2 separate regions of the Homo sapiens genome follow, and region 1 is linked to region 2. A link is a loop called in an ENCODE intact Hi-C map of the cell type or tissue named here. Cell type or tissue: heart left ventricle. All regions are shown on one strand. Links, peaks and the distances in the headings refer to the core of each region. The heading gives the core; the rest is flanking DNA.

What was found. Hi-C counts contacts between places; a loop is a spot of excess contacts. Peaks named below come from ENCODE experiments on the same cell type or tissue, not always from the same donor. Only the 100,000 strongest peaks of a DNase experiment are listed, where the experiment ranks them.
Region 1: it touches region 2 in a loop (2.1-fold over the local background); 6 of 110 quality-filtered maps call a loop at or near these places.

The regions. Positions count from the first base shown.
Region 1 is chr13:21,028,693-21,044,421 of GRCh38, forward strand. All of the region lies in intron 2 of LATS2 (large tumor suppressor kinase 2), which reads right to left. It also overlaps the pseudogene RNU4-9P. Among named protein-coding and RNA genes, the nearest start is that of LATS2, 25 kb to the right of the region's middle. RefSeq lists enhancers at 5,295-5,795, 6,796-7,620, 8,712-9,700. In heart left ventricle, for the core only: a CTCF peak has its summit at 6,024; a DNase peak (open chromatin) is centred at 6,011; H3K4me3 peaks cover 371 bases; H3K27ac peaks cover 3,215 bases.
Region 2 is chr13:21,123,247-21,138,975 of GRCh38, forward strand. No RefSeq gene overlaps it. Among named protein-coding and RNA genes, the nearest start is that of SAP18, 9.0 kb to the right of the region's middle. RefSeq lists an enhancer at 6,758-7,266. In heart left ventricle, for the core only: a CTCF peak has its summit at 10,799 (motif pointing left); no DNase peak of the experiment used is centred there.

The sequences.
Region 1 (15,729 bases), core at 2,789-10,788, 98 kb before region 2:
CCCAATTAGCTGGGATTACAGGCATGCACCACCACGCCCTGCTAATTTTTGTATTTTAGTAGAGACGGGATTTCACCATGTTGGCCAGGATGATCTCGATCTCTTGACCTTGTGATCCACCCGCCTTGGCCTCCCAGAGTACTGAGATTACAGGTGTGAGCCACCGTACCCGGCCAAATTTCAACTTTCAAGTGTTCATTGCTAGTTCACAAAAAAACTACTGATTTTTGCATACTGACCTTGTATCCTGTGACCATGCTAAATTATTAGAGGAAATTATTAGTTCTGGTAACTTTTAAAAATAGATTCCTTAAGGTGTTCTATAAAAAGGATCATGTCAAATGCAAATTGTTATACTTCTTTTCCAATCTGTGTACTTTTATTTCTTTTTTCTTTCCTTACTGCACTAGCTAGGACCTCCAACAGAAGATGAAAGAGGACATCACACTGTATTACTAATCTTAGAGGCAAGTTATTTGGTTTTTCACCATTACATGTTGATGTTACCTGTGGATTTTACAGAGGTACCCCTCAGCAAGTTGAGGAAGTTGCCTTTTATTCCTAGTTTGGTGATAGCTTTTGGTACAAATGGCTGGTGGATTTTTCTGAAATGCTTACTCTATCTATTGAGATGATGAAATGGTTTTATTCTTTATTTTGTTGATATGATTAATTATATTGATTTTCTAATGTTTAACCTTGTATATCTGGGATATATCCCAGTTGATCCTGATGTATCATCTTCTTACCAAATGCCATTTACTAATATTTTGGTAAGGATGTTTGGATTTATATTGCATTTATAAAAGATATTGGAATGTCGGGTGCGGTGGCTCATGCCTGTAATCCCAGGACTTTGGGAGGCCAAGGCAGGCGTATCACGAGGTCAGGAGTTCGAGACCAGCCTGGCCAATATGGTGAAACCCCATTGCTACTAAAAATACAAAAATTAGCCGGGTGTGGTGGTGCACACCTGTAGTCCCAGCTACTCGGAAAGCTGAGGCAGGAGAATCACTTGAACCCGGGAGGCAGAGGTTGCAGTGGGCCAAGATTGCACCACTGCACTGTGGCCTGGGCAACAGAGCGACACTCTGTCTCAAAAAAGAAAAAAAAAGATATTGGGGATGGGCGTAGTGGCTCACGCCTGTAATCCCAGCACTTTGGGAAGCCAGGGTGGGTGGATCATGAGGTCAGGAGATGGCAGGCAGGTCATCTGAGGTCAGGGGTTCAAGACCAGCCTGGCCAACATGGTGAAACCCTGTCTCTACTAAAAATACAAAACTTAGCAGGGCATGGTGGCATGCACCTGTAATCCCAGCTACTCAGGAGGCTGACTCAGGAGAATTGCTTGAACCTGGGAGGGGGAGGTTGGACTGAGCTGAGATTGAGTCACTGCACCCCAGCCTGGCAAAAGAGCTAGACTCTACTTCAAAAAAAAAAAGGAAAAAAGAAATCCACCCCCATGGTCTAATCATCTCCCACCATGCCCTACACCCTATCTCCAACACTGGGGATTACATTTCAACATGAAATTTGGGTGGGGACAAATATCCAAACTATATCAACAATCTACTTAAATGTTAATTTTGAGTTACACTAGAAAAGGAACTCTGCTGGCCGGGCGTGGTGGCTCACACCTGTAATCCCAGCACTTTGGGAGGCCGACACGGGTGGATCACGAGGTCAGGAGATCGAGACCATCCTGGCCAACACGGTGAAACCCCGTCTCTACTAAAAATGCACAAAATTAGCCAGCCGTGGTGGCGGGCGCCTGTAGTCCCAGCTACTCGGCAGGCTGAGGCAGGAGAATGGCGTGAACCTGGGAAGCGGAGCTTGCAGCGAGCTGAGATCACACCACTGCACTCCAGCCTGGGCGACAAGAGTGAGAGACTCCGTCTCAAAAAAAAAAAAAAAAAAAAGAAAAAAAAAAAGAAAAAGAACTCTACAATAATATATTTCCATTTAACTCCCCCAACTCATAGTGTTGTATATCAGATCTATAGGTATGATAAACCTATCAATAAAGTATTGTTTTTACTTTAAATATTGATGTCTTTTAAAGAGATTACAAGAAAGAAAATAAAAAATAAATTAGTATTTTATACTTATTGATATCTACTGTTTCTAGTGCTCTTCATTCCTTCCTGTATATCCTTTAGCATTTTTCCCCCCATACACCCACCCCTTTAATATTTCTTTTAATACAGGTCCCCTGGTAACAAATTTTCTCAGATTTTTGTTCCCCCGGAAATGTCTTTACGACACTTTCATTTCAGAAAGACAGTTTGCTAGATATAAAATTCTCGGTGTATTTTTTTCTTCAGCACTTTGTGTCATTTCAATATATGCAGCATTTATACTGTCTAATGAGAAGTCAGCTTTTAATCTTATCTTTCTTCTGTATGTAACATCATTTTTCTCTGGGTGCTTTCAAGATTTTGTCTTTATCTTTGGCTTTCATTAGCTTAAATATGATAGGCCTAGGAGTTGTTTCCTCTGTGTTCATCCTGCTCTTGGTTTATTAAGCTTCTTAGATCTGTACATGAATGCTTTTCACCACATTTGAGAAGTTTTTAGCTATTACTGTGTCAAATGTTTAGGTATTTCCTTTCTATTCTTGGATTTCAATTTCACATATACTGGACAACCTCATATCATCCCACAAGTCACTGAGATTTCTGTTCAATTTTTTTCTATGATTTTTGGATTGGGTAATTTCTACTAATTTATATTTCAGTTTACTGGTTCTTTCTACTGCCGTACCTAATGTTATGTTGAGACCATGTAGCCAATAAAAATTTTTTCACCTATTTTGCTTTTCAGTTTAGAGTTTCCATTTTTGTAGTTTCCATTTCTCTGTAAAGATTTCCTGTCTGGGGCTGGGTGTGGTGGCTCATGCCTGTAATTCCAGCACTTTGGGAAGTTGGGGAGGGGGAGCATGGGATCACTTGAGCCTAGGAGTTCGAGACCAGCCTGGGCAAAATAGTGAGACCCTGTCTCTATAAAAAAGTTAAAAAGTGAGCTGAGCGTGGCGAAGTGTGCCTGTAGTCACAGCCACTTCAGAAGCTGAGATGGGAGGATTGCTTGAGCCCGGGAAGGCTGCAGTGAGCTGTGATGGCACCCACTGCACTCCGGCCTGGGTGACAGAGCAAGACCTCGACTAAAAAAAAATTTTCTGTCTGTGCATCACTAACCCTGTATTTTCTCTTAATTCTGACACATTTCCCTTTCATTGTCTGAATATATTTGTAATAGCTTTTTAAAAATTGTTTAAAAAACTAACAAAATTTGTCATTTTAACCATTTCATGATAGCTGTTTAAATGTGCTGTCTGGTAAAGCCAACATCTGGTTCCTCCTGGTGCTATTGACTGCCTTAGTTCCTAAGGGTTTCACTTTCCGTTTTCTTACCATGTGCAGTAATGATGGATAAAAACAATACTGTTGATAATACGTTGCAGCAACACTGCATTCTAATGGGTTAGGTACTCTGTTTTATAGGTAAGAGCTATGTGCTGCAATTTGACTAAATTCACATACAAACTGATTTCTACTCTGTTCTTATGGCTTACCACTTTTTATTTTATTTTTTGAGACAGAGTCTCGCTCTGTCACCCAGGCTGGAGTGCAATGGCGCGATCTTGGCTCACTGCAACCTCTGCCTCCCCCGGGTTCAAGCAATTCTCCTGCCTGAGCCTCCTGAGTAGCTGGGATTATGGCGCCCACCACCACGTCTGGCTAATTTTTGTATTTTTAGTAGAGACGGGTTTTCGCCATGTTGGCCAGGCTGGTCTGGAACTCCTGGCCTCAAGCAATCGCCCACCTCAGCCTCCCAAAGTGCTGGGATTATAGGGGTGAGCCACTGCACCCAGCCTTTTTTTTTCGTTCTTTTTTAAGCCCATCAGCTATCATTAGTATTAGTGCATTTTATGTGTGGTCCAAGACAATTCTTCTTCTAATGTGGCCCAGGGAAAAGATTGGACACCCCTAAATAATCCCTAAGACCCTGAGAGGCCTACCATGGTTCCCTGGATGGTACCGACACAAATGGGAATTCAGAAAAGAAAGAACTTAGCGGGCACTGGGATGAATGGCCGTAGAAGGCCACAAGGATGGGTCGTGGAAGTGGGACTCGAAGGGTGGACCACGGCTGGCTGGGGAATGCACTTCAGGGGGCGACAGCATGAGCGAACCCAGTGTGGGAGAAAACCTCATAGCCTGGTGGCAGGGGAGGTGCAGAGGGCAGACCCAATGAGAACAGGAAGGCTGGGCCGGTACAAGAAATAAGTGGAGATCAGATTGGAAGAGGATGGTGAAGACAGTGGCTACCAAGACACTTGCCATTCAGGAAAAGTCCACCCGGGGAATTACTGGGTCAGGGAGAATCCAGGTATAGTAGAGCAGGGTGTTAGCAGCAAAGACACTTAAGAGAAAAAAAAAAAATAGCAGGCCACCGGAGAAAGTACTCATTAACAGAAAGACTGGAAGTGGAGCCTAGAGCCAAAGACAATGTAAGCTAGGAACCTTTGTTAGACCAGACCTGGTTGAGAAAGAAAGAGAAACAGGGAGGATGGGAGAGAATAGGGGGTAGAGGGGCGAGAGAACACACGCTCCTGGTGTAGAGGAAAGAATTTGGAAACTACCAAGGAAATCCTGAAAGGAGGAGTCAGCTGAGTCCCTGCTGACTTGGTTTCTCTTTCTACTGTGACCTCAGACAGAGAGGTAGAGATGTGCACGGGAAGACTGGAAACAAACACACCGAGTTCAATACAGAAATACCCAGTCACAGGGTGGGGCTTCTTACTCTAACAGTTCCAGCCTAAAATGCCAGAAAAATAGTGGAAACACCAAAGCAGGAGAGTTGAATTAAGCCACTTGGCATGGAGAAGGTGACAGACACACACGGTATCGCTGAAGGCTCTTGTAAGCGTCTCCAAGGTTGACAGACGGCACAGAGTACAATTTGTTCCACTACACTTGGCCACATTCTTGGGCCTACTAGATGCCAAATGCCACTAGCTTTACAACAGCTCTCTGCTGACTAACAGCTTTTATAAGCCAAATGAAGTTGCTTCCAATTTACATTAAATGTGTACTTCTTGGCTGGAGAAATTTGTCACTGTTAATCATTTACTTTTGTACAAAACAACCTTTATTTCTATTACATGATTAATAATTCTTCTAATGTCATAACCACCCAAATATATATCAAAACCACAAGGACACACACATTCCACAAGTTTGAGCAAATCTTCTCCATGTGATTTCTGTGGGACAGGGGACCAGTCGCACCCAGGCTGGTAGGACAACGATCTTATTATTAAGTAAAGCACGTCACAGCACCAGGAAGCCCAGCTCTCCAGCAACTTTACAAGTTTCTGAGCACTAATGACACATGGCATTGTGGTCAGACTGCCACCTCTGCATACCAACCACGGGCCAGTTACTTTACATTCTTTCTGGTCAGCGGGAAAACTCATAACATAGGAGCAATTATCATCCCAAGTGTGTGGATGAGGACTCCTGAGGCTCAGAAGGTGCATGGTATGCCCTGGTTGACACAGCCAAGGTGACACATGGCTACACTATGGCTTTCTAACCAAGGTCCAGCTTCCCTTTCTTCCTTACTGACAGTGCCCAGTTGCATTGGGGTGGCCACGTGCCCAGGTGAAGTACACATTTCCAAGGCTGCTTAAACCCCCATGACCAAGTAACTGGGTCCTGACCGGGGAGGTGTTGGGGAAGCTCCTTGACAAAAGAGCCAGAGCCAGAGCCGGCACGTCCTTCCCTGGCTCAGACCTGGAACACCACTGCAGAGGTGCCGTCTGGTGCACGCCAAGACGGAGTCACTTGCTAAGGGTGGCAGATAGAGAGAGAAGGTGCCTATTCCTGATGACACTGTGGACTGCCGTGCCACCACAGCCTGCTCATCTTCAGCATCCTTCTTACTCTGCCTCTGGGGGTTAGGCCTCTGCAGTGGGATCAGCTACCAGTAGCTTGATTTAGTGCTTGTCTGCTTCTGACACCTGGGGCCGCTGCCGAGCCTACACAGCTAGGCTCGTTGCTGGGGGAGGATACAGAGGGGAGAAGAATTTCCTGCCGTTTCCCACAGTACAGGAAAGTCATCAAGAACTCTTAGGAAAAAAAAGGCATCCGCTAACAAATAAGTCAATTATAGAAGATTACAAATTGTAAAAATTTAACTATGAAAAAAATCTCCCCTCTAAATACACTACTACAAAATATATCTAAGATGGGGCTGAGCACAGTGGTTCATGCCTGTAATCCCAACACTTTGGTAGGCCAGGGCGGGAGGATCACTTGAGGCCAGGAGTTTCAGACCAGCCCGAGAAACATAGCAAGACTCCATCTCTATTGACAAGAACAAACCAAACAAAACCAAAACAAAACAAAAAAGCAAGAAAAGAAATCTAAAACGAGTAAAACCTAATATATAAAAAATTGCATGATGAATGTGGCTTTAATTCAAGAGCTATGAATTTCTGGCAAGTAAATTTTAAGGCCAAAATAAAGAGAAGCTGGGTAGTGACTATGATAATGGATGTGGCATTTTTTTTTTAATTTTGAAATTCATCATAACCCTAGTAAAAATAGTTCTAAAAGAGAGCATTGTTAAATGCCATAAAACATTCTATTTCCTTGTTGGTTTTTCCCCTATTTACATCCTTGTTGGTTTTCTCTATTTACATCCACAAATGGTTTGGCAATGACAGAAACAGTTTAAATGAAGCCCCCACACAGAATTGCATGCAGACTGGAGACCCAGAACTCGGAGCCCCTCTCCCAGGGCCCCATCCATCAAGCCAGGCAAAATTGGGGTTCCAGGCAACAAAAACCATCAATCTAGACTGTACATGAGTTCCCGCCTAGATCTCTACAACCACATGACAGCAAATAATCTCAGCAGTAAACGTTTGGTGTGACACAACAGGCATTAAGTGAACAATATTTATGATCTCCAATATTTTTCACATTATAGCCCACATAAAAAATGCTAATATCTGTACTGCACACTGGGATAGAAGAGCAGGTTGCTCGCAGTGGAGGGACCCAGCTCCCAAAGGGCTGCAGGGACCAACACCACAGCACGCAAGTAGCCAGTGATTCCTAGAGCCCACCTAGGACCTGCGCCACTCACAAAGGTAAGTCATTCAGGGAGCAGAGAAAAGGCATTTCCTCAAAAGCCCCCTTCCCCTTTTTTCGGGGAACAGAGTCTTGCTCTGTCGCCCAGGCTGGAGTGCAGTGGCACGATCTTGGCTCACTGCAACCTCTGCTTCCCAGGTTCAAGTGATTCTCGTGCCTCAGCCTCCTGAGTAGCTGGGACTACAAGCGTGTGACACCACACCTGGATAATTTTTGTATTTTTAATAGACGGGTTTCACCATGTTGGCCAGAGTGGTCTCGAACACCCGACCTCGGATGATCCACCCCCCTCAGCCTCCCGAAGTGCTGGGATTACAGGCGTGAGCCACCGCACCTGGCTTAATTTTTGTATTTTTAGTAGAGACAGGGTTTCATCATGTTGGCCAGGCTATTATCAAACTCCTGACCTGACAAGATCCAACCACCTCAACCTCCCAAAGGGCTGGGATTACAGGTGTGAGCCACTGTGCCTGGCCAAAAGCCCATTTTAACAGGAAAGTGGGTCCAGTCTCAGGCACTTAATAAGAGCCTCCCTACTCACCGCCAAAATGAGAGCTTTCTAGTACTTAAAAGTGGAGAACTATTACCACTTTCTATTATCACACACATCCATTACTGCAATTAAGAACACAAAGCCCAGCCCTTGCGGTGGCTCACGCCTGTAATCCCAGCACTTTGGGAGGCCGAGGTGGGCAGATCACGAGGTCAGGAGTTCAAGACCAGACTCACCAACATGGTGAAACCCCGTCTCTACTAAAAATACAAAAATTAGCCCGGCATGGTGGCGCGTGCCTGTAATCCCAGCTACTCAAGAGGCTGAAGCAGGAGAATTGCTTGAACCTGGGACACGGAGGTTACAGTGAGCCAAGATGGCACCACTGCACTCCAGCCTGGGCGACAGAGCAAAACTCCGTCTCAAAACAACAACAACAACAACAAAAAACAACAACAAAAAAGCCAACTATTAAACTGACAGTTGCTTCTAGTTTTTAGTAGTAGTAGTGATAATATTCATCGTTAGCAGGGTTGGAAGTATAAATTCAATTGAATGATTTTTAAAAACCCACTTGGCAATACAAATAAGAATGGTAAAAATGCTCTCAACATTTACGCTAGTAATTCCATTCCTAAAATGTATTCTAAGGAAGTCAGTAATATCCATAAGAAGGTGTGTAGAAGAATGTTCATGACCAGCTCTTTACAATAAATTATGGGACATCTATTTGAACAATGGAATACAATGCAAATGTTAAAAATCATATTTTAGGACCGGGTGTGGCGGCTCAGGCCTGTAATCTCAGCACTCCGGGAGGCCAAGGCATGTGGATCACCTGAGGTCAGGAGTTCTAGACCAGCCTGGCCAACATGGTGAAACCCCATCTCTACAAAAATACAAAAATTAGCCAGGCATGACGGTGGGTGCCTGTAATTCCAGCTACTCAGGAGGCTGACGGGGGAGAATCGCTTGAACCCCAGAGGGGGAGGTTGCAGTAAGCCAGATCATGCCATTGCATTCCAGCCTGGGCAACACAGCAAGACTCCATCTCAAAAATCATAATAATTTTAAAAATCATATTTTAAAAGACTATTCAATGGAATGAAAATGTTTATGACGTAATGCTTGTCTCTGTGCTTCTCTGTTAGGTGTTTTTGAGAGCTTGCACAGTTCTGGGTCTTAGAAAGTGGCGACTAGAACAAAGCCACTGTCTCACAGGCCTTAAAATCTACAAAGGGAGACGCACAAACTACTTAACAGCAGATTCTGATAAACACTGGGGGAGAAAATTATGGTGTCACGGGAGAGAACGAGGGACCTAATTTTGACTGGAGGCTCAGAAAAGGCTTTTCTGAATCACAGACCCAAAGATGAGCCCTGAGGGAGAAGTGGGCCTGGTCCCGCAGCAGGGCCAGCACTGGGCAGCCTGAGAGACAGGCAGAGTGGGCAGGGCCAGGGTGGTCAGGACCAGGGCGGGTAGGGCCAGGGTGGGCCTGCCAGCAGCTGGGATCCTGCAGCTACAGGTGGGTCCTGTCCGCCAACTCCCAGGCACCATCCTGAGGCCAGAGAAAAGGTTTCCAGAAGGGAAATGACAGAATCTTCCCTTTTCAGAATGAGGGGGGCTAGACACGGTGGCCCACGTTTGTAGTCCCAGCTACCTGGGTGGACCGCTTGAGCCCAGGAGGTCGAGGCTGCAGTAAGCCATGATCATGCCACCACACTCCAGTCTGGGTGACAAAGCAAGACCCTGTCTCAAAAACCGAAACAAAACAAATCAGACTGAGGAGGGTACTGTGCAGGGAAGGCCGGAGAAAGACGCAGAAGGGGCAACCAGGAGCCACCAAGATCCCAGGAGCAAAGGTGGAGCCTGTACCGGGGGCAGGAGAGGCCAGTGCATGAGGTGCTTCCGAGGAGAACTGACTGGGGTGATCTGATGGGCTACAGGACCTCAATTCTGTTACACAAAAAGTGTGTGTGTGGTATATGTATTATATAGTTTAATATATAATTCCATCTTTTTTTTTTAATTTAAAAAAATAGACAGGGTCTTGCTGTTGCCCAGGCTGGCCTTGAACTTATAAGCTCAAGCAATCCTCCTGCCTCAGCCGACCAGACTGTTGAGATTACAGGTGTGAGTCACTGCACCCCACCTATTTTATCTCTCTCTTTCTTTTCAGTCTCTGTAGAGACTGTCAAAAATCGCCAGTGCTGACTACATTTCAAGTTGTTATGGTGGGGTATTGGAAAGTTTCCAATTAGCAATAATCGCACCTTGGACAAACTTCATTGGCTATGACACTGCCACTGTGCAAAGCTTTATCTATTTTTGTAATTAGAAAAAAGTTGTGCAGTTTTATACCAACATGTTAACAGCAGTCTTACCAGGTGGCCGAGGCGGGCGGATCACCTGAGGTCAGGAGTTCTAGACCAGCCTGACCATCATGGAGAAACCCCGTCTCTATTAAAAATACAAAAAAATTAGCCGGGCGTGGTGGTGCATGCCTGTAATCCCAGCTCCTCGGGAGGCTGAGGCATGGCGCATTGCTTGAACCCGCGAGGCGGAGGTTGTAATGAGCTGAGATCACCCCACTGCACTCCAGCCTAGGCACAGAGTGAGATTCCATCTCAAGAAAACAAAAACAAAAACTAGGAGCAAGGCTTAAGGGGAGAGGGGATTATGACACAGAGGGGTATGCTTTGCTTGTGTCTTGTCAAAGTAATTTAAATTCCTACATTAAAAAGGTATGTGGTGTGCCTTCTGGAAGAGCCAAATTTAATTTGAAAGCCACTAAGAAAAAAAAAGGGGAAAAGGCAAGGAACTGCTACACCCAAAAGCCATTGTAATACAATTTCCTGTTACATGACCGACATTCCTAAACTTAAGTGTTTCTTTCTTCCTTCTCCTCTTATTAATATTTCAGCACGCGTGTTCAGTAACACCAAACGGTGGTTCCCTTTCAAGAGGAAGTGAGAAAGAGGAAATGTACATGTTATCTAAATTCCTTTTATCTTTTTCATTAGCAAAATATCTTTAGTACAATGAAGAATCCTGTGGCAGGATCTTGTCACCAAGACAAAGGGCTAGGAGATTAGTGTTACCATTTCTCTATAGCTTTTTTGGTGATGCATATTGTTAGAATTAAGCCAAATAAATATCCCGAGGAGATCTGCATTTCTGGTTAGCATCTTTTCCAGTGTCTGACAACTGAGGTGAGGGTTTTGGCTGGACTAGTACACAGAACTTTCACTGGTGAGCAAGCACTGATTGAGCACATGCTCTGCAACATGGGAGGCCTTGTGGGCACAGAGGGATAAACTCCCAAGATCCAGGCCTCCAGAGACACTGCCTAAGACAGGGAGAGCAAGACGGGAACATGACAATCTGCCAACACAATGCCCAATGCATGGAGCATCCTTGGGGTTAGAAATAAATTTCTGAGGCCAGGCAAGGCAGCTCACACCTGTAATCCCAGCACTTTAGGAAGCTGAGGGTGAGTGGATCCCCTGAGGTCAGGAGTTCGAGACCAACCTGACCAACATAGTGAAATCCCATCTCTACTAAAAATACAAAATTAGCTGGGCGTGGTGGCGCATGCCTGTAATCCCAGCTACTTGGGAGGCTGAGGCAGGAGAATCACTTGAATCCGGAAGGCAGAGGTTGCAGTAAGCCGAGATAGCTCCATTGTATTCCAGCCTGGGCAATAAGAGCGAAACTCCATCTCAAAAAAAAAAAAAAGAAAGAAAGAAATTTCTGACCAGGCATGGTGGCCCACGCCAGTAATCCCAGTACTTTGGGAGGCTGAGGCAGGCGTATCGCTTCAGACTAGGAGTTCAAGACCACCGTGGGCAACATGGTGAAACCCCGTCTCTACAAAAAATAGAAAAATTAGCCAGACATGGTGATGTGCGCCTGTGGTCTCAGTTACTTTGGAGGTTGAGGCGGAGAATTGCTTGAGCCCAGGTCAAGGCTACAGTGAGCCGAGATTGCGCCACTGCACTACAGCCTCGGCGACAGACCTTGTCTCAAAAAAAAAAAAAAAGAAAGAAAAAGAAAAAGAAAGAAATGTCTTTGCTGTGGAAGTTTGAATAGGAACAGCTCGATCCAGGTGGAAGAACCAGGAAGAGCCTGTGTAAAAAGGAATCTGAGTGGAATCACAGAAGCTACTAGAATCCAGATAGGTGGTGATACTTCCAACCAACGAAATCATATGTCAGAGAGACCCAAAGTAAGCAAGCGGGAAGAGCTGTCTGGGAGGCCATGCTGTGTGGCTGAGACACTGCAGAGAGCTCCTCTGTAGAGGGGAGCATGTGGGGAGGATAAGACCAGGGTCTGGGAGGCCCCAGGAGCTGCAGCAGAGCCAAGGTGGGAGTCAGGCTGGCCAGCTGCCAGGGACGTGGGGGGCAGCCATGTATGGATGCCCAGGGAATGAGAGGAGGGGAGAGGGACCCTGATAAACTCCATGCCCCACAGACATGAGGGAAAGGAGAAGCAACCCCTATGAGGATGGAAATGAGAAAAGAATTCTTATCTGAGGAATCTGAGTCCTTTTAAATTATTAGGCCCAGAGAGACATTAAACTGAGAGAACAATCACATTCTACTTCCCCCTTGAGGCATGTGTTCACCTTTTTTTTTTTCTGAGGCAGAGTCTCGCTCTGTCGCCCAGGCTGGAGTACAGTGGCACGATCTGGGCTCACTGCAAGCTCCGCCTCCTGGGTTCACACCATTCTCCTGCCTCAGCCTCCAGAGTAGCTGGGACTACAGGCGCCCGCCACCATGCCCGGCTAATTTTTTGTATTTTTAGTACAGACAGGGTTTCACCATGTTAGCCAGGATGGTCTCGACCTCCTGACCTCATGATCTGCCCGCCTTGGCCTCCCAAAGTGCTGGGATTACAGGTGTGAGCCACCGCGCCTGGCCCACTCCCTTTTCTTATTAAGCAGATGGCCCCTGATTCACTGAGCAGCTGGTGTGGACACTGTTCTCAGGAAGGCTGCCTCTCAGTGCACATCCTGACCACTGGCTGTCTTCTTTATGCCCTTCCTTATTTGATCTAATATAATCAGTTTATCAGTTTGTTTGTTTACATTTCTTCCCTAACCTCATTCCATTAAAGTTTTAAATCACTTAAACATGATAAAGTGGGGGGAAAGAACTGGATTAATCAGGATTAGGAAATTACAGCTGACACAATATTCAGGACCAGGAAAATGTATCAATGCTGAGCCACAGACTGGGCACCCCTCAGCAGATCAGAGGGAGGGTGGACAGGCAGGATACAGGTCATCCACAGAGAAAAAGCCCATGCCAGTTTCTCAAGGAAAGCAGAACCCTTTCCTAGCACTCGCATCCAAACAAAGTTCTCACATAAGTCTTCCTAGAGGGGACACCATGTGATAAAGTGCTTTGCTATTCTAAGGGGTCCAGGGGGCCATGGGCCTCCCCTGGGAGTTACTGAATTGGAACCTCACCCTCACAGGACTCATAGGCACCATCCTGAGTGCTATAATTAAGAACAGTGAGTGCAGTGAGCTGACGACACCCCCACCTACCCACACCATGCAGATGTTCCCCCTATAACCCACTGCAACCAGAGAGAAAACAAGTCCCAGGCTTCCGCAGAACAGAAATATTTTGCATATTTAAATGCAAACTTAAATGATCACTTATGCCAATAACTATCCAATGCTCAAAATATGATACTCATAACCAAAAAACTTACCTTTCCAATTCCTTAAATCTATATTTAAAGAGCAGCTCCTCCCATAAGAAATATTAATCTAGTGGCCTAGTTTTTTTCTACAGGAATTTTTGTAAGTTTTCAGTAATTTATGTGCAAAAGACTAATAAACATATCATTTGACATACACATTATATCCTTACACAGAAAATACCCTTGAGTCTTTTACTTTTTCCAGAAATTTCCATTTTAAAGTATTTTAATTAAAAATATACCCAAACATGCTAGTTACATGGGTGGGTTTAATATGCAAAAATTCACTATGCTGTGTGCTTAGAAATTGTGCACTTTTAAAGTAAATTTTACTTTAATTAAAAGTTAAGGCTGGGTGTGGTGGCTTGAACTTATAATTCCAGCACTTTTGGAGGTTAAGGCCGCTTGAGTCTGGAAGTTCCAGTCCAGCCTGGGTAACATAGTGAGATGCCATCTCTAGAAAAAATTTTGAAAACTGGCCAGACGTGGTGGCACGCCTGTAGTCCCAGCTACTTCAGAGGCTGAGGTAGGAGGATTGCTTGAGCCTGGAAGGTCGAGGCTGCAGTGAGCATTGACCTCACCACCACACTCCAGACTGTACAACAGAGCAAAACCCTCTTAAACAGACAAAACAGTAGGAGTGGCTGGGCATGGTAACTCACGCCTGTAATCCCAGCACTTTGGGAGGCCTAAGAGGGCGGATCACAAGGTCAGGAGATTGAGTCCATCCTGGCTAACACGAAACCCGTCTCTACTAAAAATACAAAAAATTAGCCGGGCGTGGTGGTGGGTGCCTGTAATCCCAGCTACTCAGGAGGCTGAGGCAGGAGAATTGCTTGAACCTGGGAGGCAGAAGTTGCAGTGAGCCGAGATTGCGCCACTGCACTCCAGCCTGGGCCACAGAGCGAGACTCCGTCTCAAAAAAAAAACCAAAAAACAAAAAACAGTAGGAGTGAAAGGGGTAAAGCTGCAACAATAAGAACTCTCGGCCAGACGTGGTGACGCACGCCTGTAATCCCAGCACCTTGGGAGGCCGAACGAAGCAGGCAGATCACTTGAGGTCAGGAGTTTGAGACCAGCCTAGCCAACATAGTGAAACCCCGTCTCTGCTAAAAATACAAAAATTAGCCAGGCGTGGTGTTGCGTGCCTGTAATCGCAGCTACATGGGAAGCTGAGGCAGGAGAATCACTTGAACCCAGGAGCCCAGGTTGCAGTGAGCCAAGATGACGCCACCACACTCCAGCCTGGGCAACAGAGCAAGACACCGTCTAAAAAAAAAAAAGAACTCTATTATACTGAATTCAAATCATCTTTTTAACAAACTGATGCATACAACTCTAAAGGTACGGTTATCTTTTTCTCTTATTATTTGGGTTCACATAATGACTTTCCTACCTGAATTTTCTGAACGCAAATACATTTTTTATCTAGGCCAAGAAAAGTGTGAGTTGGAGGGGAAAGGTGGAGGCACAGCTGTTTTAAGTTATAAAGTAACACCACACACCAAACTGAATGAATTATTTCAAGGGCATTAAATATGGTAAATGGAGGCCTTTCTGCTAGCAATTAACATAAATTAAATGTTGATGGAAACTTCATCGGTGTCATGATCCTTACTTTTAGTGTATTTGTGTTTCTGTATTGGAAACAGCACTGGCTTTATTACTTCTTGCACTATAATTATCACTAATGGATTTTACCCTAATAAGATCCCACCTGTATTTGGGATTATTTGCTTGACTTGTTTCTTTTTCTCACAGCTGAAACACAACCGCAAAGAACACAGGGGCTTGGTTTGCCTCCTTTGTCTGCAAGTGATTTACAGGAGAAGATTTTAAGCTCTGCTGTTGGCCTGAAAGTTTCTCTGCAATCTTACTCCAGATTTCCCCAGGACTGCTCCTTCCCTACTTTCAAAACTGCTGGGTTCTGTACGTCAAGGGATAATGCTTGGCAGCATATTTAACTTCATGCTTTCACAATAAGAATGTCTGTGCCTTTGCTGTCAGCTTCACTGCTGAAACACTCTGCACCACATTACTCACAACCCTGTGCTTTATCAAAGCAGCTCGACATAACAATCCTCACTATATACAAGTTAATCCCAGTATGGCCCAAATTATCAAGGAAGCCCTCTATAAAACAGCAGGATTCATTTCACAAACATCTCCTCTGAGAAATGTAAATTCTCTATTTAAGGTCTATGGTAATAAACTACAAGAGGATTGAGAGTGGTTTTGGAAATAACAAATAACACTGTTAGCCTTTTCCTATGACTGCAACACCAGGAGTATGTAATTAGGTTATTTCTAAGAAACCAGAAGTGCTCAGGCCATTCTGATGTGCTTTGAGCATGAAA
Region 2 (15,729 bases), core at 6,398-14,397:
TAATTTTGTATTTTTAGTAGAGACGGGGTTCCTCCATGTTGGTCAGGCTGGTCTTGAACTCCCGACCTCAGGTGATCCGTCTGCCTCGACCTCCCAAAGTGCTGGGATTACAGGAGTGAGCCACTGCACCTGGCTCTCCCTCTGTCTCCCTCTGTCACCCGGCTGGAATGCAGTGGCGTGATCTCAGCTCACTGCAACCTCACCTCCCGGGTTGAAGCAATTCTCAGACCTCAGCCTCCCGAGTAGCTGGGATTACAGGCACCCACCACCATGCCTGGCTATTGTTTGCCCTTTTTTGCCCTTCTGCCATGTGAGGACACATAGAAGGTGCCATCTAAGAGGAACGGGCCCTCACCAGACACTGAATACCTGGCTCCTTGATCTTGGACTTCCCCACCTCCAGAACTGTGAGCAAGACATTCTGTTGTGTATAAATTACGCAGTCTAAGCTGTTTTGCTACAGCAGCCTGAACAGACTGAGACACCCACATTTGAGAGTTGTTTCCTGGGGCCACTTCTGGCACCAAACACGCAGTGTTCAATTGGAAAAACAAACCATTCTAGATATTTTAAGCAGAAAGGGATTTAAATTACGGAATCAGATACTGTAAAAACTGCTGGCAGGTCTAAAGGAGCAAAAATCCAGGGAAGTTTGTCAAAACAGCATGAAGAAAGATGCTAAGTAGCATGAAAAAATCCAGGAAAGTAAGGTGTTAGTTTCCAGGTTCATCATGACAGCTATGGGACGGGGACCTAGGAAATTGCTGCCCCCTGTTCCCTGGTCAGAAACCTCCATGATGCTCAAACGCCCAACAGGGAGGGGCAGCCTCGCAGCGGGTGCCTGGAGGTGGCTGCAAGGCCTCAGGTGTGCTGAGGTCCCCACATGCCCCCTGCTTGCGGCCTCGGCATCCCTTTGTCTTTCAAATAATGCAGGAGTACCTAAACTTGGTCCTTGGCAGAATGTAAATCCTGGAACCCTGGAGGCAAGAGGGTCTGGGAAATGCAGTTCTAGGATTCCGAGGAAGGCAGTGGAGATAAACCGTGGCTGAAGATAAAAAGAGGGAGAGAAAGCTCCCTAATGTCTAGCACACTCCATTAGAAACCTGGCCGGGCGCGGTGGCTCACGCCTGTAATCCCAGCACTTTGGAAGGCCGAGGCGGGAGGATCACGAGGTCAGGAGATCGAGACCACGGTGAAACCCTGTCTCTACTAAAAATACAAAAAAAAAAAAAAAAAGAAAAGAAAAATTAGCCGGGCATGGTGGCGGGCGCCTGTAGTCCCAGCTACTCGGGAGGCTGAGGCAGGAGAATGGCGTGAACCCAGGAGGCGGAGCTTGCAGTGAGCCGAGATAGCGCCACTGCACTCCAGCCTGGGCGACAGAGCGAGACTCCATCTCAAAAAAAACCAAAAACCAAACAACAACAACAACAAAAAACTTCTTTCTAATCAGGAATTCAGCTCTCTTCATTATACTCACTCTTTCTGTGAATCTCCTGACCCCCCCCCCCGCCCCCCGACAGGCTATTTCTCAGGGCCTGGTCCACAGGCCAGGTGTGCCCCATCCCAATCCTACTAAAATGTGCTCTCTGCAGGCAGCCTTTTTAGGACCACCATTAAGTACGCTGACAACCAAAACTTTCCTTTTCTCCAAGCTGTGAAGCTAAGGTTTCTGGAGTTTCCAATGGTTGCAAAGCCCACATAACTCGCTGAGCAACTGAGCTTGTGTCTGCTCCCCCTGTGCTGGCACACTGCCCAGAGTGGCAGCTTGCGAAGTCAGGAGCAGGATGGGGCATCTGAGACGGCCCTGCCTCCTCAGTACGCTTCAGCACACTCCAGTGTGTGAGTACAAGGCAGGAAGCGCTGGCTGCTGTCATTCCCTTTGTCCTGAAGAATGACAAATAGTCCACTGTAGGGTCCCAGCGGCTTCCCTGCCATGCCCAACTCATACCCTCAGTATAAATTACAAATTTACAGTTACACACCCTACCATCATACCTTAGCAGAGAAAAAAAATTAAGCTGAGTTACAAACTAGATGTTATTAAAAGCCTAAAGATTATGGTTACAAAGAAAAATATAACTATTACAAATTCTCAAGGCTTAATTATTTTTTCTTTGTAAAGACAGGCAGGCTGGACACAGTGGCTCATGCCTGTAATCCCAGCACTTTGAGAGGCCGAGGTGGGCGGATCACCTGAGGTCAGGAGTTCAAGACCAGCCTAGACAACATGGTGAAACCCTGTCTCTACTAAAAATACAAAAATTAGCCAGGTGTGGTGGTGTGTGCCTGTAGTCCCAGCTACTCGGGAGGCTGAGTCAGGATAATCGCTTGAACCTGGGAGGCAGAGGTTGCAGTGAGCCAGGATTGAGCCACTGCACTCCAGCCTGGGCAACAAGAGCAAAACTCCGTCTCAAATAAATAAATAAAGGCAATTAAAATGTAAATTTGTAAAACAACAACAACAACAACAAAATAAAGGCTTGTGATACTACCCACCAGAATAGATCAAGCAAAAATTTGGATCCGGTAATTTTTTTTTTTTTTTTTTTTGAGATGGAGTCTTGCTCTGCCACCCAGGCTGGAGTGCAGTGGCGCCATCTCAGCTCACTGCAAGCTCTGCCTCCCGGGTTCACACCATTCTCCTGCCTCAGCCTCCCAAGTAGCTGGGACTACAGGCGCCCGCCACCACGCCCAGCTAATTTTTTGTATTTTTTTAGTAGAGACGGGGTTTCACCATGTGAGCCAGGATGGTCTTGATCTCCTGACCTCGTGTGGATCTGGTAATTTTTAAGTCTTAAAAATTCTTTGAACTCAGAACTGTAAATAATGAAGAGATGTCCAAAGCATTGGCAGGCCTTGCACAGAAATTTCCTGGCTGCTTGAATTTCAAACCTCTCGCCTTCCCAAGTCAGTGAGCACCAAGCTTTGGGAATGATTCCCAACCCCAGGGAGCCCTCGAAACAGCTGAGGTCCTGGGCTTTCCCTGGAGGTGTTGGTTTCCGTTGTTTGTTGTTATTGTTGTTTTAAGATTCCCAGGTGCTTCTAATATGCAGCCACAATTGAAAACCTCTGGTTTAAGGGTTAAATAAGGCGGACATCTCAACTGTTTTCATATTGCTACTTCACTACTTCTACTACTCCCAGAAATAATCTAGTAACTATTTCCAGTCCCACAATGTAATGGTCTTGAACTGATGCCATTTAAAGTTGTGTTCACCTGGCCTGTAACAGCCACCTTGACTCCTTTCATAGCCTGGGGTTGTGGCTGACTTTTGTGACTTTCCCTGAGTGAAATGGTGTGTGCACTAGAGTTACTGTCTTCTCTCCTGGCTGGCCATTTTGAAATACCTTCCACATACAATACATGCCTACTTATTTGCTTTTTCTCCCTTTTCGTTGATCAGGACTTAAGAGTTTTGAAAGTTGATTAAAATAAATATTCTTCAGAACTTGAATCTGGCTGTCAAGAATGTGAGTGAAGCCCCATACAGTGGCTCACACCTGTAGTCCCAGCAGTTTGGGAGGGCAAGGCAGGAGGATCACTTGAGCCCAGGAGTTCCAGACCAGCCTGGGCAACATAGTCACTCTGGTTGGGGCATGCCCTCTGCACCAGCTCTGGGAGGTGATTCTGCCTGTTTTGCTGACTGCCCAACCTCACAGAGTGGTTGTGTGTTTTTCTAAGCCTAATCGATCAGCCTTCTTGGTGGTTCTATGAGCTGCTTTTTCAGTCCATTCCTTTTCTTAAATTGGCCAGAGTCCTTCCATGTTTGCAAGAAGAATCCCAACTGCTATGACTCTTATTCTAATTAAAATAAAATTCAAACTCCTGTCATGGTCTCAGATAGGTGACCTGGCCCCTGCCCACATCTCTGGCCTTTCTGTCCTTTGTCCTCCCTGCTCCAGCCCCTGGCCTGGCTTCTTTTTTTTTTTTTCCTTTTTGAGACAAAGTCTCACTCTGTCCCCCAGGCTGGAGTGAAATGGCGCAATCTCGGCTCACTGCAACCTCTGCCTCTCGGGTTCAAGTGATTCTTCTGCCTCAGCCTCCTGAGTAGCTAGAATTACAGGTGCCCGCCACCACGCCTGGCTAATTTTTTTTATATTTTTAGTAGAGACAGGGTTTCACCATGTTGGCCAGGCTGGTCTCGAACTCCTGACCTCAGGTGATCTGCCCGCCTCGGCCTCCCAAAGTGTTGGGATTACAGGCGTGAGCCACTGCGCGTGGCTGGCCTGGCTTGCTTTCATTCTCCCTACATGCAGCCTGGGCCATCTCAGCCCCTTCCCAGAGCTCACCTTCTGCCTGCAAGCCCCATCTCCCAGATCTCCAGGCTGTCTCTTCTCATTTGGCATCACTTCAGGGCCCTGTGTGTTTCTCTTTCTCTTTTTTTTTTTTTTTTTCTGAGACAGGGTCTTGTTCTGTCACATAGGCTGGAGCGCAGTGGCACAATCATAGCTCACTGCAGCCTTGACCTCCTGGGCTCAAGTGATCCTCCTACATTAGCTTCCCAAGTAGCTGGGACCACAGGTGCACACTACCATACCCAGTTAATTTTAAAATTTTTTTGTAGAGATAGGGTCTTACTATGTTGTCCAGGCTGATCTTGAAGTCCTGGGCTCAAACAATCCTTCTGACTCAGCCTCCCGAAGTGTTGGGGTTATAGGCACGAGTTTCCAGTTTATTTGGGTAAATACCAAGGAGCATGATTGCTGAATTGTATGATAATAGTATGTTTAGTTCTGTAAGAAACTGCCAAACTGTCTTTCAAAGTGGCTGTACCATTTTGCATTTCCACCAGCAATGAATGAAATTTCCTGTTGCTCTACATCCTCAGCATTTGGTATTGTCAATGTTTTTTATTTAGCTGCATAAACAATCATGTCACCTGCAAACTACAACAGTTCTTTTTTTTTTTTTTTAAACTAGTTTATATAAATAGAGACAGGGTTTTGCTATGTTGCCCAGGCTAGTCTCAAACTACTGGGCTCAAGTGATCTGCCTGCCTCAGCCTCCCAAATTTCTGGGATTACAGGCATAAGCCACCATGCCCAGCCAGTACAACAGTTTTAATTCTTCCTCCCCAATCTGTCTACCTTTACTTTTCTTTTCTCATCTTGCATTAGCTAGGACTTCTAATACAATATTAAAAAGCAGTAGTGAGAAGGGACATCCTTTCCTTGTTCCTCATCTTAGGGGGAGGACTAATTTCTCACCATTAAGAATATGATGTTAGCTGTAGGCTTTTTGTAGATGTTCTTTATCTAGCAGAGGAAGTTCCTCTTTATTCCTAGTTTGCTGACAGTTTTTTTTATCATGAATGGGCGTTTGATTTTGTCAAATGCTTTTTTTTATATTATTGATATGATATTATTTTCCTTCTTTATTATTATTATTTTTTTGAGATGGAGTCTTGCTCTGTTGCCCAGGCTGGAGTGCAGTGGCCCAATCTTGGCTCATTGCAACCTCCGCCTCCTGGGTTCAAGTGATTCTCCTGCCTCAGCCTCCTGAGTAGCTGGGATTACAGGCACCTGCCACCACACCCGGCTAATTTTTGTATTTTTAGTGGAGATGGGGTTTTTGTATTTTGTTTTGTATTTTTAGTAGAGACAGGGTTTCACCATGTTGGTCAGGCTGGTCTCAAACTCCTGACATTGTGATCCGCCCACCTCGGCCTCCCAAAGTGCTGGGATTACAGGTGTGAACCACCACGCCCAGCAACATCAGCTGATTTTTAAATATTGAGCCAGCCTTGCATACCTGGGATAAATCCCACTTGGTTATGGTTTTTTAATACAACATTGTTGGATACAATTTGCTTATATTTGTTGAGGATTTTTGCCTCTGTGTTCATGAGAGATACTGATCTATTTTTTTTTTTTAAGCCAGGATCTCATCTTGTCACCCAAGCTGGAGTGCAGTGGTGCAATCCTGGCTCACAGCAGCTTCAGTCTCCTAGACTTAAGTGATCCTCCCACCTAAGCCTCCCAAGGAGTGGGGACTATAGACATGCACCACCACGCCTGGCTACTTTTTCATATTTTTTATAGAGATGGGGTTTTGCCATGTTGACCAGGCTGGTCTCGAACTCCTGACCTCAAGTGATCTGCCCACCTTGACCTCCCAAAGTGCTGGCATTACATGTGTGAGCCACTGCGTCTGGCCCTAAAATGTCTTTAACCATGTAACACATATTTTAATACCAGTTATACATTTATTTGGGAGCGGTGGCTCACTTGTGTAATCCCAGCACTTTAGGAGGCCTCTACAGCTTGCCTCTGGTAAATATGTTGCTGACACTCTGCAGACTCTTGAGGAAGTAGATGTCTGTTTGAAAACCATTTTCCATCTAATCATTCAAATGCTTAAATTAGGGATTAAAATGAGAGACATTTCAACTCTCTGAAAAGACAATGCCACCCCTTTTTCTGTTCCACTGGCTTAAAAGTAAGTGGGTTTCCAAATCCTACACCTTAGGGTCTAATTGGTGGGAACAGCCTAGTAATTTATCCAACTGTTCATTGATATAATTCAATAGGCATTAACTGAGCACTAGCTATGTGCTAGGTAGGCTCTGTGGACTGGGCTAGGAGCTGGGGATGCAGAGGTAAGACAGAGCCTCTGCCCTCAGGCAGTTTACATTCTATAAAGAGAGGGTGACATAAGTCACATAAATCAGAAACGAGAGATGCTATGAGAAATAAACAAGCGATTGCTGATGGAGGAGGGAGGCAGAGAGAACTCTACATTACTAAAGCTGAGAAAGGCCTCTCTGAGATTACTTTGATAATAGAGTGAGTGAGGACTGAGGATGGGACAAGGGTGTGGGGGAAGATTGTCTCAGGCAGAGGAAGCAGCAAATGTTAACGTCCTGGTCTGGTAGGGAAGGCCCACAGGGCTGCAGAGCAGTGAATTAGGAGGATGGCGGGAGAGGAGGGTGGAGGAGTCATCAGTATCTTAGTATGGAAGTTAGCTTTTGTTCCAAAGTACAATGGATACTTTGAAGGTTTTTAATCAAGGGATTAGGACTTTTAAAACACTACCCCTCTGGCTATAGCGTGAAGAATGCCAGTAGGGGTGACACAGCAAGAACAGTTAGGAGGATCAGGACTGATTCATGGCAGCATTGCCTGTAGTGCTGATGCCAAACAAGCACTTGTGCTCATTTGTAAAAATACAGAGTTCTGGCCAGGCTGGTGGCTCATGCCTGTAATCCCAGTGAGAGGTGAAGCCAGCTGGACTTCCTGGGTGGAGTGGGGACTTGGAGAACTTTTCTGTCTTACAAGAGGATTGTAAAATGCACCAATCAGCACTCTGTAGCTAGGATTGTAAAATGCACCAATTAGCGCTCTGTAGCTAGCTAGAGGTTTGTAAAATGCACCAATCAGCACTCTGTAAAAATGCACCAATGAATGCTCTGTAGCTAGCTAGAGGTTTGTAAAATGGACCAATCAACACTCTGTAAAATGGACCAATCAGCGCTCTGGAAAATGGACCAATTAGCAGGACATGGGCAGGGACAAATAAAAGAATAAAAGCTGGCCATTCCCCCTTTTTCCACCGCCCCCTGCTTCCGCCAGCAGTTGCAACCAGCTCCAGTCTCTTTCTGGGTTGTGGAGGTTTTGCTCTTTCCCTCTTCCCAATAAATTTTGCTGTTGCTCACTTTTCGGGTCCCTGCGGTCATTAAGAGCTGTAACACTCACTATGCCATCTTTAAGAGCTGTAACACTCACCGCGAGGGTCCGTGGCTCCGTTCTTGAAGTCACGGAGACCACGAACCCACCGGACACCAGCACTTTGGGAACCCTTGGAGGCTGAGGCAGGTGGATCACCTGAGGTCAGGAGTTCTGAGACCAGCCTGACCAATTTGGTGACACTCTCTCTCTACTGAAAATACAAAAATTAGCTGGGTGTTGTGGTGTGAGCACATAATCCCAGCTATTTGGAAAGGGAGACAGGACAATTGCTTGAACCCAGGAGGCAGAGGGTGCAGTGAGCGGAGATCGTGCCATCGCACTCCGGTGTGGGAGACAGAGACTCCATCCCCCCTCCAAAAAAAAGAGGTTTTTTTTTGTTTTGTTTTTGTTTTTGAGACGGAGTCTTGCTCTGTCACCCAGGCTGAAGTGCAGTGGCGCGATCTCAGCTCACTGCAACCTCCACCTCCTGGGTTCAAGCGATTCTCCTGCCTCAGCCTCCCGAGTACCTGGGACTACAGGCGCCCGCCACCATGCCTGCCTAATTTTTTTTTTGTATTTTTAGTAGAGACAGGGTTTCACTGTGTTAGCCAGGATGGTCTCGATCTCCTGACCCTGAGATCTGCCCGCCTTGGCCTCCCAAAGTGCTGGGATTACAGGCATGAGCCACCAAAAAAGAGTTCTTAAGATAGCAAAAAGTAACCACCTGGGCTTGGTGGCTTATGCTTGTAATCCTAGCACTGTGAGAGGCAGAGGTAGGAGAATCACTTGAGGCCAAGAGCTCAAGACCATTCTGGGCAACCTAGCAAGACTCAATCTCTACAAAGTATTAAAAAATGAGCTGGATGTGGTGGCTCATGCCTGTAGTACAAGCTGCTCATGAAGCTGAGGAGGGAGGATCCCTTGAGCCCAGGAGCTGGAGGCTGCAATGAGCTGTGATCATGCCACTGCCCTCCAGCCTGGGAGACAAAGTGAGACACTTTCTTTCTTAAAATAAATAAATAAATAAGAAGGCCAGGTGACATGGCTCATGCCTGTAATCCCAGCACATTGGGGGTGAAGGTGGCAGGATCACCTGAGGTCAGGAGTTTGAGACCAGCCTAGCCAACATGGTGAAACTCCGTCTCTACTAAAAATTATAAAAATTAGCCAGGTGTGGTGGCATGCGCCTGTAATGCCAGCTACTTGGGAGGCTGAGGCAGGAGAATCACTTGAAGTGTGGAGGTGAAGGTTGCAGTGAGCCCAGGTGGCCACTGCACTCCAGCCTGGGCAAGAGAGTGAGACTCTGTCTCAAAAACCGAAAGAGAGAAGAAATGTACAGTCTAAGTAGTAATTGTACTATCTGTAAGCTTAATTCTTCTAGGATTGTTATGGAAATTTATATATTTTTTCGACTCCTTTTTTGAGACAGGGTCTCACTCTGTTGTCTAAGCAAAAGAGTTGTACAGTTATACACAATCACGGCTCACTGCAGCCTTGACCTCCTGGGCTCATACAAACCTCCCACCTCCAGCTTCCTGAGTACCTGGGACTACAGGCACGTCCCACCCCAGCTAATTTTTTTTTTTTTTTAAGAGACAGGGGTCTTGATAATGTTGCTCAGGCTGGTCTTGAACTCCTGGACTCAAGTGATATTCCTGCCTCAGCCTCCCAAAGTGCTGGGATTACAGGTGTGAGCCTTTGCGCCCAGCCTTTACTCTTGGTAACAAGTAGATGCTTTACTGAGACTGTTCACATACAACCCTTTGGGAAACAGAGCCCAGTAAATATTGTGCTTATAAATGCTGTACCCCTTGTCGCCTACAGATACACCTGAAGGAAAGAGTGTCATGAGAGGAATTTGAAAAGCATTAATAATCCCCTAGAGATTCAAATTTATAATCCACAACTTTTATAAACAACCAGATAGTTCTATGGATAATACATTTCATTAAATCTTCTCCAGAAACAAATTTTGTATAGTGTTCACTTATTTCCCTGCCATTAAAAGGTCATTCTTCTTCATATTAACAGCAGAGAATGCCATGGAGTTGCAGTGATTGACTGAGGCATATTCTTTAGAACTCCTCATTACATATTTCTGATTTTAATTCGGAGAATCTGCCTTTTCCTAGATTCATAATGCTAGGACACACAAAAGAGAGAGAGTAGAAAAAGAAGAGTGGAGAGAGTCTGATGACTTATTTTTCACATACTTCAGATGTTCACTTTTTTTAATTTTTAAAATTGTGATAAAATGTATGTAACATAAATGTTATCATTTTAACAATTTTTTGGTGTACAATTCAGTGACTTGAAGTATGTTCACTATGTTGTGCAACCATTCCCACCATCCATATCCAGAATTTTTTCATCATCTCAAAAAGAAACTCTGTACCCATTAAGCAATAACTTCCCAGTCCCCACGTACCCACCAGCCGCTGGCAGCCTCTCTTTTACTTTCTGCCTATGAATTTGCCTGTTCATTCTATGTGCCTCTTATAAATGAAATCACACAATGTTTGTTCTTTTGTGTCTGGCGTATTTCACTTAGCATAATGTTTTCTAGGTTCACCCACGTTGTAACGTGTCAGAATTTTATTCCTTTTGAAAGCTGAATATTCCATTCTATGTGTATCTTTCCATCTGTTGATGGACATTCAGATTGTTTCTACCTTTTGGCTACTGTGAATAATACTGCTATGAACACTAGTGCACAAATACCTGAGTCCCTGCTTTCAATTCCCTTGGGTATATTACTTAGAAGTGTAATACTTGTCCACGTAAATTCTAAAAAGAAAGGAAAGATGCATACCCTTAAATATTACAATTTCAGGAGCAACTCAGAGCTGGTTTTACAAGTCCATGTAGGTAGAATGAGGGCTGCTGAAAAAGTATTCCAAGTATTCTAAAATATAGATGCACTTCTACTGCCTCAAGATGTCGGAAAGTTTCATTTTGATGAGAGCTGGTTATTTGGAAAGGTCCCAAAATGAGAGCTTATATCTAAGAAATGAACCCTCCCCAGTATCACCAATAAAAGGTTGTGAAGTTCTTCATTTTCATAGTTTCAATGTTTTCCCTTTAATGGATTGATTAGAGTGCCCTCATGTGTCTGTATTATTATATTATGGAGGTTTTGAAAAAGATATAATACTAGAATCATCCTAGAATTCTTCTTTATTCAGAAAAATAAAATTTTAAAAAAAAAGATATACTAGAATCATAGAACTGGGGAGAAAATTTAAATATCTTTTTGAAAAAACAAACATTGCCTGCATGCAACTCTGCATGCATGCCTATTCTAGGCACAATGAAAAAATAAATTTTTTATGGCTGGGTGTGGTTAGTCACACTTGTAACCTCAGCACTTTGGGAGGCCAAGGCGGTGAATTGCTTGAGGCCAGGAATTTTTTTTTTTTTTTTTTAGACGGAGTCTCACCTAAGCCTCCCGAGTAGCCGGGACTATAAGTGCCCACTACCACGCCCGGCTAATTTTTTGTATTTTTAGTAGAGACAGGGTTTCACTGTGTTAGCCAAGATTGTCTCCATCTCCTGAACTCATGATCTGCCCGCCTCAGCCTCCCAAAATGCTGGGATTATAGGCATGAGCCACCACACCCTGCCGAGCCCAGGAGTTTGAGACAAGTTAGGCAACATGGCAAAACCCCGTTTCTAGAAAACATTAGCCAGGCATGGTGGTGTGGCCTGTGGTCCCAGCCACATGGGAGGCTGAGGTGGGAGGATTGCTTGAGTCCAGGAGGCGGAGGCTGCAGTGAGCTGAGATTGAGATTATGCCAATGCATTCCAGCCTGGGCAGCGGAGCCAGACCCTGTCTCAAAAGTAAGTAAGTAAATAACTATTTTAAAAGAGTAATCTAAATCACACATACAAAAGAGTTTCTAAGATGTACAGCTACAATGTAAAGAATAAAAAACACACTCCTCCTAGTGAGAAAGAGTATATTACCAGTATCTTAGAAGCTGTGGATGCCCTTCATAAATTGCATCACCCAAGCTTACCCTCAGAGGTAACACTAAACTGAATTTAGTGTTTATTTCCCCCTGCTTCTCTTTATAGTTTTACTACTCATGTTTGTTTCCCTAAACAGTATTTTTAGGTGAGGGGTTCCTATTTTCCCCCCAAATTGAATAAACTGCATAAATTGAACCCTATCGTATGTGTTCTGTGACTTGCTTCTTCTACTTTTTTAAAAAAGAAGGCTGGGCACGGTGGCTCACGCCTGTAATCCCAGCACTTTGGGAGGCTGAGGTGAGCGGATCACGAGGTCAGGAGATTGAGACCATCCTGGCCAACATGGTGAAACCCTGTCTCTACTAAAAATACACAAATTAGCTGGGCATGTATCGGGGGAAAATTCAGCGAGATATCGGGCCGAAATTCACCCCCAATATTTCACGTAGGTTCTTTTCTATTTTCCCTAAGTGTCGGCTGGTCTGAGAAATAAAGGGACAGAGTACAAAACAGAGAAATTTTAAAGCTGGGCATCCGGGGGAGACATCACATGTCGGCAGCTTCCGTGATGCCTCCTGAGCCACAAAACCAGCAAGTTTTTATTAGTGATTTTCAAAAGGGGAGGGAGTGTACGAATAGGGTGTGGGTCACAGAGATCACATGCTTCCCAAGGTAATAAGATATCACAAGGCAAATGGAGGCAGGGCGAGATCACAGGACCACAGGACCAGGGCGAAATTAAAATTGCTAATGAAGTTTCAGGCTCGCATTGTCATTGATAACATCGTATCAGGAGACAGGGTTTGAGAGCAGACAACCGGTCTGACCAAAATTTATTAGGTGGGAATTTCCTCCTCCTAATAAGCCTGGGAGCACTACGGGAGACTGGGGCTTATTTCATCCCTACAGCTCGACCATAAAAGACAGCCGCACCCCGAAGCGGCCATTTTAGAGGTCTACCCTCAGGGACACATTCTCTTTCTCAGGATGTTCCTTGCTGAGAAAAAGAATTCAGTGATATTTTTCCATTTGCTTTTGAAAGAAGAGAAATATGGCTGTGTTCCGCCCGGCTCACCGGCGGTCGGAGTTAAAGGTTATCTCTCTTGTTCCCTGAACATTGCTGTTATCCTGTTCTTTTTTCAAGGTGCCCAGATTTCATACTGTTCAAACACACATGCTCTACAAACAATTTGTGCAGTCAACGCAATCATCACAGGGTCCTCAGGTGACATACATCCTCCTCAGTTTACAAAGATGATGGGATTAAGAGATTAAAGACAGGCATAGGAAATCACAAGGGTATTGACTGGGGAAGTGATAAGTATCCATGAAATCTTCACAATTTATGTTCAGAGACTGCAGTAAAGACAGGCGTAAGAAATTATAAAAGTATTAATTTGGGGAACTAATAAATGTCCATGAAATCTTCACATCCACATTCTTCTGCCATGGCTTCAGCCGGTCCCTCCATTCGGGGTTCCTGGCTTCCCACAACAAGCATGGTGGTGTGTGCCTGTAATCCCTGCTACTCAGGAGGCTGAGGCAGGAGAATTTCTTGAACCTGGAAGGCGGAGATTGCAGTGAGCTGAGATTGCACCACTGCACTCCAGCCTGGCAACAGAGCGAGACGCCGTCTCAAAAAAATAAAAAAAATAAAAAATAAAAAAAATTTTAAAAAAGAGTACTGATTCATTTATTTACTTTCAAGTCTTTATAGTATTCCATTTTATGAATATACTCTAGGTAGGCAGTTGAATTGTTTCTAGTTATTATGACTAAACACATTATAATATTATTTAAACTGCTGCCTTGTGCTCATGGCCAACGGTTTTTCTGAGCTACACATAAGGCATAGAATAGCTGAGTCTTTTTTTTGTCTTGAGATGGAGTTTCGCTCTCGTTGCCCAGGCTGGAGTGCAATGGTGCAATATGGGCTCACTGCAACCTCCACCTCCCAGATTCAAGCGATTCTCCTGCCTCAGCCTCCCAAGTAGCTGGGATTACAGGCATGCACCACCATTCCTGGCTAATTTTGTATTTTTAGTAGAGATGGGGTTTCTCCATGTTGGTCAATCTGGTCTTGAACTCCCAACCTCAGGTGATCCGCCCACCTCGGCCTCCCAGAGTGTTGGGATTACAGGCGTGAGCCACCACGCCCAGCCAGAATAGCTGAGTCTTAAGGTGTACACATATTGAATCTTTCTAGGTGATGCCAATCAGTTTTCTAAAGTGGATGAGAGCAATCTGTAAGAATTCCCTTTTCTCCATATCCTTGCGAGCACTTAGTTGTCTGACTTTCACATTTTGTTTAATCTAGTAGAGTGAAATGTTATCTGTGTTTAACTTTGCATTTTTATGACTATTCTTGAGGTCGGGTATCTTCATATGTTTACCTTTATTTAATCTTCTATGAAATGCCCATTTTTTTTTGTTTTGTTTTGTTTTGAGACGGTGTATAGCTCTGTTGCTAAGGCTCTCACTGCAACCTCCGCTTCCCGGGTTCAAGTGATTCTCTTGCCTCCAGAGTAGCTGGGATTACAGGCACCTGCCACCATGCCCAGCTAATTTTTGTATTTTTAGTAGAGAGGGTTTCGCCATGCTGGCCAGGCTGGTCTCGAACTCCTGACCTCAAGCTATCTACCCATCTCAGCCTCCCAAAGTGCTGAGATTACAGGCGTGAGCCACCGTGCCTGGCCCATCCATGTCTTTTGTCATTTTTTCTATTGAATTATGTATTTTTAAAATAGCAAGGTATAGCATTAGTACAGAGGGGTGCATAAAAAATAAATGGGGTTGAGTACAGTGGCTCTTGCCTGTAATCCCAGCAGTTTGGGAGGCTGAGGAGGGTGGATAGCTTGAGGTCAGCAGTTTGAGACCAGCCTGGCCAAAATGGTGAAGTCCTATCTCTACAAAAATTAGCCCATCATGGTGGCTTGTGCCTGTGTTCCCGGCTACACGGTCCCAGCTACCCAGGAGGCTGAGGTGAGAGGATCACTGGAGCCGGGAAGTCAAGGCTGCAGTGAGTCATGATTGCATCACTGGACTCCAGCCTGGGTGACAGAGCAAGACCATCTCAATAATAATAACATAAATGTACTCTTTAAAGAGTAATTTTAATTCAGGCCGGGCATGGTGGCTTATGCCTATAATCCCAGCACTTTGGGAGGCTGAGGCGGGTGGATCACAAGGTCAGGAGTTCAATACCAGCCTGGCCAACATGGTGAAACCCCGTCTCTACTAAAAATTCAAAAAAATTAGCTGGGCATGGTGGCGGGTGCCTGTAATCCCAGCTACTGGGGAGGCTGAGGCAGAGAATTGCGTGAACCCATGAGACGGAGGTTGCAGTGAGCCAAGACTGTGCCACTGCACTGCACTCCAGCCTGGTGACAGAGCGAGACTCTGTCTCAAAAAAAAAAAAAAAAAAGTAATTTTAATTAAAACAGCTATGTAACCACCACCTAAGTTAAAAAAAAAATGGAATGTTGCCAACACTCTAGAAGCATTCCATTTACCCCTCCCTTATTACAATTTCCTTCTATACTCAGAGGTCATTACTACTCAGACTTTTCTGGTAATTATAATTACTTCTCCATTTTCTTTATAATTTTGTCACCTGGGAATTCTCTTGAACAATATCTTTTAGTATTACCTGCTTTTGAATGTTTTGAAAATGAATTCATACAGTAAATACATTTTTGTCTTTGGTTTCTTATATTCACCATCATGTTTGTGAGATTCACATTGTTTCATATGACTGTAGTTTGTAAATTTGTGTTGCTTTATAGTATCCCATTGTTGATTGGTAGTTTTATTGCTGTCTAGTACACCACAATTCACTGAACTGTCCTACTGTTGATAGACACTTGGGCTGTTTCCAGCTTTTTGTTCTCATGAACAATATAGCTAAGAACATTCTTGTAATGTCTCTGGATACACTTGAGCAAGATTTTCTCTAGGGTAAGTACTACTTTCTAAAGCAGGTGTTCCAGTTTACATTCTTACCAGCAGTATATGAGAATTCGCAGTAGCCTACAAACACCTGCTACTGTCAGAGTTCCTAGATTTTTTGTTTGTTTTAAGACGGAGTTT